3 separate regions of the Homo sapiens genome follow, and all the other regions are linked to region 1. Evidence: chromatin loops called from intact Hi-C (ENCODE). Cell type or tissue: heart left ventricle. All regions are shown on one strand.

The links. Peaks named below come from ENCODE experiments on the same cell type or tissue, not always from the same donor. Only the 100,000 strongest peaks of a DNase experiment are listed, where the experiment ranks them.
Region 2: it touches region 1 in a loop (6-fold over the local background); 14 of 110 quality-filtered maps call a loop at or near these places.
Region 3: a loop joins it to region 1, with 2.5 times the contacts of the local background. A loop is called at or near these places in 9 of 110 quality-filtered maps.

Annotation. Positions count from the first base shown.
Region 1 is chr6:139,880,881-139,883,380 of GRCh38, forward strand. No RefSeq gene overlaps it. Among named protein-coding and RNA genes, the nearest start is that of LINC02941, 94 kb to the right of the region's middle. In heart left ventricle, a CTCF peak has its summit at 968 (motif pointing right); no DNase peak of the experiment used is centred here; H3K27ac peaks cover 1,334 bases.
Region 2 is chr6:140,920,548-140,923,047 of GRCh38, forward strand. It overlaps the pseudogene RPS18P10. Among named protein-coding and RNA genes, the nearest start is that of MIR4465, 240 kb to the left of the region's middle. In heart left ventricle, a CTCF peak has its summit at 1,285 (motif pointing left); no DNase peak of the experiment used is centred here.
Region 3 is chr6:140,063,614-140,066,113 of GRCh38, forward strand. The region is part of intron 1 of LINC02941 (long intergenic non-protein coding RNA 2941); the gene reads left to right. All of the region lies in intron 2 of LOC107986652 (a long non-coding RNA gene), which reads right to left. Among named protein-coding and RNA genes, the nearest start is that of LINC02941, 89 kb to the left of the region's middle. In heart left ventricle, no CTCF peak of the experiment used is centred here; no DNase peak of the experiment used is centred here; H3K27ac peaks cover 20 bases.

The DNA of each region.
Region 1 (2,500 bases):
TTTCTAGGAAAATGCAAAAAGTGCTTTTCTTTACACCATTGGACAAATTACTTCAGGATAAATTGAATCCTGTTTACAGTCCAGTAGTTTTATGTAATCAGTTTTTTAAAACCTGAGTTTCAAACAGAAACGCCTCAATCATGTCAAAAACCTGAGTAGTTCTAAGAGTCCTCCTTCTTCTAAATGGTACAGCTGTAAAGAGCAGTGTGACTTTTGTGGGTCCAAGCTCGGGCTCTACTCTTTACTCAAATGTGGTCTTGAACAAGTCCCTAACACTCTCTCAATGTCAAGCCTTCATTGGGCATAATTATATTTACCTTGGTTTTTTGTTTGTTTGTTTTCTGAAAGTCAAATGGCACAATATGAATGTACTCTGTATATTTCAAATGTTAAAAACATTGAGTTGTGGTTTTAGTAATTCTTCTCTTCTTCATAAAGTGGTCAACACCATCACCAATGAGCAATCCTCTTTGTGAGCTTTATTGTATCGGCAATAAGCTGAATGATGGCAAAAGGAGGACAAAGAGGGCTGTCAAATGAGACAAAGGGAACAGTGAGGGCACGGGAAGAAAGACTGGCATATGGTGTGGAGGGGGAGGGGCAAGGCACGAAGATACCGGTCAGTGGAAGAAACACACACATGCACACACCATGCTTCTCCACAAGTAGCTTTTATGTGTTAAAAAAAAAAAAGTGGATAGTAGGGTTAAAATGTCTCTGATCTTTTTTGCCAAATCTTGCCCTATAAAACCAATTGTCAATTTCAAATTGACAGCTGCAGCCCTGACTGCTTAAACAAATGTAACCTCTGTCTCATTTTGCCAGTAAAAAGAAGTCTTTAAATGATATCTTTTAGATTTGTTCTTAGGCCTTTACATGTAACTATCTGTAAAAAAATCTGTAAATCCATCAAATGCAAGGTTTCAGGTGGTGCTCTGGCATGCTGGATGTGTAAGCAGTTCTGGAAATGCCCTCCAGGTGGCATTATCAATAAATTTTTCAGCCTCCAAGTATGGTCCTAGGTCTATTTGAGATTCTGGTTAAAATGCAGATTCCTGAGACCCACTTCAAACTGACCAAATCAATGCCAGTTTGGGTAGCACCTGGGCATCTGCATGCTGTATGAGATTAGTTTAGGGGATTGCTACTCACACGCCAGAGTGAAGATCCCTGATCTGGTCAACATAGGCACCAGCTACAGGGCCCTGGGACCAGATCAGCCTCAGCTGCAGCAGCACCAGGCTGCCTGGGAAGCCCAGCGCTCCTGGGTGGTTGGTAAAGAGTCTTTTCCCTGGAGGAAAGGTAAAGAGTTCTCAGCCCCTCATCTTCCTCAGTCCCTTCTGAATTAAAAGATTGGAGACACTCCATAGGCAGGTTCCTCTCTTGTTTCTTTGCCTTTTATTTATAATCTCGAACGTCACTCGAACCTTTCTGTGTCAGCTTGCTGTTTTAGTTTTGGTTATGATTGGTGAGTCACAGAAAACACAAGCCATTTTTATCTGCAACTAGGACTACTCTCTGTGCATTTGGGCTAAAGGAATCCCTTTTCACCATTTAGGAGGAATGCTGAAGAGAAAGAAAACTTGATATTTAGCGCAGGGGCTAGTGTCATGCATCAATATCTACATCAAAAGACCAGAGGCTTCGGGCCCTCCCCCGCTCACTGTCTGCAGCCTTCACAAGCCTCAGCCAAAGGAAATGGGAGGAAGTGTATTTTTCATAGGAATTAACTCTTGCAGCCAAACAGGCAAATCAGGTGGCTTTAGATTCTTTACCTCATAAATGGCTATGTTGTGCTTTCCTTGTCCAGACTGGCGTTCTGTTTTGTTATAACTTTGCAAATTCAATGAATAGCTTGTAGGTGGGAGGGAAAGAAAAAGCCCATGGAATCTTTATTGCTTTATTTTTAAAAAAAATCCATGGAGTAAGAGAAAGAATGTGACTGCATTTTTATTTATGGTCAATAAGCCCAGATGAATATGTGGTAAAAGTTGTGCAGACTGTCACAAAGCAAATCACCATGTCACAAGAAATATTATTAAATTCTATAATTTCCTTTTCTGAAAGTAGTTCCTCTGTATGGAGTTGGAGAAAGAAAATTACATTCAATATTCACCTTAACTGAAAAGCAGCTGAGTGTGGTGGCTGGTATCCTATAAATAGCAGATCTGTGACCTCATTCCTGTTCTCTCTCTGCCTAGCTGTTTCCAGTTGCAAGTAGAATAGAAAATTGTCAATCATCTGGGCATATAGGCCAGCTTATTTGGATAAATCTGACCCAGTCCTTGTTTTTCGTTAGTGATGCAGGTACTGTACCTCTATTTAAGCAAAAGCCTTCTATGCTCTGTGTTTGTTGCTTTTTGCCTGCACTGCCCAGGTAATTGCAGTTATGTGGAATTGGCCTAACGTGACCTTGGAAAACTGCTTAACCTTTTGGAGCCTCAGGTTATTCATCTGTAAAGTGAATATTGTAGCTGCCTCTTGCTCATTTCAATGGAAT
Region 2 (2,500 bases), 1.0 Mb after region 1:
CAGTCTGTGCCAAAAAAAAAAAAAAAAGCAAAACAAAACCCTCAGGTATATAAATCTTTTCTTTTTTCACATAATCTTCCATACATTTTTTCCCTCTTTCACTCACACACCTGCATGAGTGTATAAAATAGAGCAATTGATAACTCCAAACACTCTTTTCTGCATATTACCTTTAAAAAAATCAACAGTAAGGCTTCGAATGATGATTGAAAAGACCCAGTTCAAATATACAGCTTCTCCTCAGATCCTTGGGGCCATACCAAGATGGAACACATTTATGGGGCCAATATAAATCTTTCTCCAAGGTGTCCATTAACCCTCGGATCTCTGAAGAGTAAACAATCAGCAGACTCAATTCAGACTCTGCTCCAAGGCTTTCCAGATTGTCCCCTAAAGCCTCCAGGTTACCAAGATCTTGTATTTCTCAAACAGCGTTTCTCAAACATTTGGTTCAAATCCCTTTATATTCTTGTTATTCAGGACCAAAATACTTTTATTTTTGTGGGCAATATCTCTGAACATTGATCGTATTAGATATGAAAACTAAGAAACTTTGAAAATATTTGTTCACATTTAAAACAGAAATAATAAATGTGTTACATGTAAACATACTACATTTTGAAAAATATTAAGTAAATTAATGCATAATAAGACTATATGCTATACTTAGGTGTTGAATGTGGCTATGGAAAGTTTTATAAAAATGACAGATGAATAACAACTCCTTTTCTGTTCATACACCTACATTAACTTTTTTTTTAAAATGTAAAGGTGTATTCTGTATTACAATTGTTCCTGGATAGAAAATAATTAGCCTTGACTGTTATGGAAAGAAAATAGAGATGACTAAGACTCCAAATATTTGATGAACTACCTGTTGTCATCAAAACGTTCTGAGAGAAATATAAAGTTGTCCTATCACAAGCACATACACGCTATGCATTACAACAGGACCTGTGTTGCAAACTCTTTGTGGCCTCTCCTCAGACATACGTTCATAAATTAGATGGTTCTGGCTCCCTTACATGTGTTCAACTTACAAAACTTGCCACTTCTTTTTGAAGAGTACCTAACAACTATGAACCTATCTACTCCCTCACTGGAAGCTTCTTCCCATAGTAAAAAAGGTGATTTGTTTCCTTAGCTTTGACTCATGTTAACTCTGTGACCATCTACCTTTGAGTGAAGGCTGGAGAGAATGAGTAAGTAAGTGAGTGAGTGAGTGTTTGTGTGTGTGTTTTATAGGGAGATTGCTGGCAAGGAGCTCCTCCTAGAGGTTAGGGAATGCATCTCCCAGTATGTGAAGTTATAATTGTTTTAAGAAACTAAATACAATGTCAAGCGTGCATATGCTCTGTTAGTATAGATGTATATATAGGAAACCAAATTTTTTTTCTATGTGTGTGTAAAAATTTTGTCTTCAGAAGTTGTGTCTTCAAACATTTGGGGTCTGTAAGAAAGTCACAGTAAATAAAAGTCATCTTGATCAACTGTGCCACTTTATAAGTAAGAAAAATAATAACAATCATTTGAAATCTGTTGGCTATCAGAATTTTTGAAATCTTGGACATATATCCCCCAAGCACAATGTTCCACCTTTCCATTTTCAGTGGTCAAAAATTTTAAATTGAAGTTTCTTAACTAGAACTTATGACAGAGATATTTAATAAATAAATTTAGATTTAAAGAATTCTTACAAAGACAGTATAGAGAGTTCCAGTATATCCTATGCTCAGTTTCCCCTATTAACAACTGAAATTAAAATAGTACATTTGTCATAGTTATTGAACCAATATTGATACAACATTATTAACTAAAGTTCATTTTAGATTACTTTTTTAGATTCCCTTGGTTTTCCTGTTTTTTTTCATATAAATTATTTATTAACAGACAAGGCCCACATGCCAATTTCTTCTTGGACACACCCACAGCAGGGCCACTGCAGCCAGTGGTCTTGGCGTCCTTGCCTCAGACATGAAGGCCCCAGAAGTGGCACAGCCCTCTATTGGCCTGAATCTTCTTCAGTCACTCCAGATCTTCACAGACCTTGTTTTCCAGACCATTGGTCAGGACCTGGCTATATTTTCCATCCTTTATATACTTCTGTCTGTTTAAGGACCAGTCTGGGATCTTGTACTGGGGTAGATTTTGTATAATGGTGATCACAGGTTCCACCTCATCCTCAGTGAGTTCTCCTGCCCTCTTGGTGATGTCAATGTCTGCTTTCCTCAACACCATGTGAACATATCTTCAACCCACACCCTTAATGGCAGTGATGGCAAAGGCTGTTTTCCACCGCCCATTGATGTTGGTGTTGAGTATTCGCAAAATATGCTGGAACTTCTCAGGGATCACTATGGATATGGCAGCAACACAAGTGGAGGTGTGGAGGCCACCTGTGGAACAGCTCAATTTTCCTTAACGTCCTTTTTCTGTCCTAAAATCCCAACCAGCATACCACATTACAATTAGTTGTCCTGTGTCCTGTGTCTTGTTTGTG
Region 3 (2,500 bases), 180 kb after region 1:
AATCCCATGGGAGATTCTAGTAGGTAAACATAGAAAATTTTTTCACATGTCTGATAAAACCAATAAAATGTAAAACAAAGAAAGTAACCAAAGATAATTTATTGAAAAAAACTATCTCACAAATCAAAGATTTTCTGATCTGCCAAAATTCTCTGAGAGGGACAAATAGACTTGCTGGACTCTGATGTTTTTTTGTTTTTGTTTTTAAATATTCACTGATGACATCACAGTCTCTTGTCAAAAGTTCGCTGATAATAATGTCAAAAACAGACTACCAGACAGAGAAAAACCTATGAGACTCTTATAAACTTTTTAAGTGTTCTGTTTTCTCCCTTTATGTGCTGCTAAATACATGCACAGAAAGAATTTCTTATTGAATTATTTTCCAAATATGCAATGCTCACTACTTTCAGCATTTTCATGTTGTATGTATACCTCTAAACTATTATTTATCTAGCTGGTTTTAGACTTTTTTGCCTAATCAAAGTTATCTAATCAGGGAAACAACACTACATAAAAAATCATGGAATATATATATATATATTCCATATATATTTTATATATATGTATACTCCATATATATGGAATATATGGTCATTATATATATATATACACACACATTTTATATATGTGTGTGTGTGTGTATATATATATATATATATATATATATATAAAATTCCATAGCTGGAATACTGAGGAAAGCATTTAGCTTTCCTCAGTAAAAGAGCATGTGTTGATAACTCTTTATCGTGTGTGTGTGTGTATATAAAGTTCAGTGCTTAATATCATTGTGAAATATAGACTTCTAGTTGTTAGTACATGTAACAACAGCAGAAATGGTAAAATCATTACAATAAAGCTGTGAAGGATGTGTTCTTGCAGCAAAGCACACGGGGGATCTTGGTTCCTAGCAGAAAAACACCACTGCTGCTATTTACTTCATCAGTGAATGACTCTGTGGGAGCAAAGGCCACAAGACAGCACTGAAAAGAGAACAGGCAGTGGTGCTGCCTGCCCGCTGATCAGACTGTGCTTGTCTTTTCAAAAAGAAAGAAATTTATCCTTTTAATAATTCCCGGTCGGGCGCGGTGGCTCATACCTGTAATCCCAGCACTTTGGGAGGCTGAGGAAGGTGGATCACGAGGTCAGGAAATCAAGACCATCCTGGCCAACGTGGTGAAACCCCGTCTCTACTAAAAATACAAAAATTAGCTGGGCGTGGTGGCACGTGCCTGTAATCCCAGCTACGTGGGAAGCTGAAGCAGAGGAATCGCTTGAACCCGGGAGGCAGAGGTTGCAGTGAGCTGAGATCGCGCCACTGCACTCCAGCCTGGATGACAGAGCGAGACTCCGTCTCTAATAGTAATAATAATAATAATAATAATAATAATAATAATAATAATAATTCCCTCAGATAGCACAGCTAAGCCAAGTTAGCTCTCCAGCCAGCTCTTGTTTGTGAAGTGTAATTCTGTGGTAATGAGCTGGTGACAACGTGAGGAAACAGTCTAAACCTTCTGAAAATCAATCCAAACATGACTAAAGACAGGAAGAAAGGGAAGGGAAGGGATGGGAAGGGAAAAGAGAGAGAGATGAACCAGAGGGAAGAAAGAAATTTTAATGACCATTTCAAGGGAATCAAGAGCACCATGGACATGAACTATTATTTACCAGTACAGTGGGGTTAAGGAATAAACTCTATTGGGATTCCCATTCATTTCTATTTCACACTCAGAAAGGTGCGGTTTTGCATTCTATTGCCTCTTCCTTACCCCAGAAATGTTCCATTCTGTTGTAAATGAATGAGCTTCAATCGTTCTCAAAAGACTTCAATGTATTCACATCTTTCACTAAATTTAGTATCTTCTGAATTGTTACAGATTTCTTCCTACATATAAAACATGACCATGGCCAAGAATATGCAATTTTCATTTTTAAGGTACACAAAACTCAGTAACTGCGGGAAAAACACAGGCCTACTAAGTGATGTCTCTCTTGCCCCTTTCCAATTGTCAACAGATGAACCTCTAACTGCTGGGGAGTAGCTGTGACACAGTGTTGGTTTCTGAATGTCTTTGCCACAAGGAAAGAACGGAATTTTTTTTTTGGGGGTTGTAGAAAACAGGCATGGAATATTGAGTTTTCTAGGAGAGAAAAAAAAATGTGATCAAGATGTGTAATGAGGCTGGAGATAGTGGCTCACACTTGTAATCACAGAACTTTGGGGAGCTGAGGCAGGAGGATTACTTGAGCCATAGAGTTTGAGACCAGCCTGGACAGGCTATCTCAGCTCAGCATAGTGAGACCTCATCTCTACAAAAAAATAAATAAGTAAAAATAAAAAAGGTGTGTAATCATAGGAGGACAAAGGCAAAATGTGTTGGTCAGGTAACTCAGAAAAAAGAAGGCAAGACTTTGTGTTGTTGGTGCTTAAGAATAGAAAGGGAGTAAAAAGTTGATCTTTCATTTTGTGGTATATTTTATCTTGCACCAAATGACA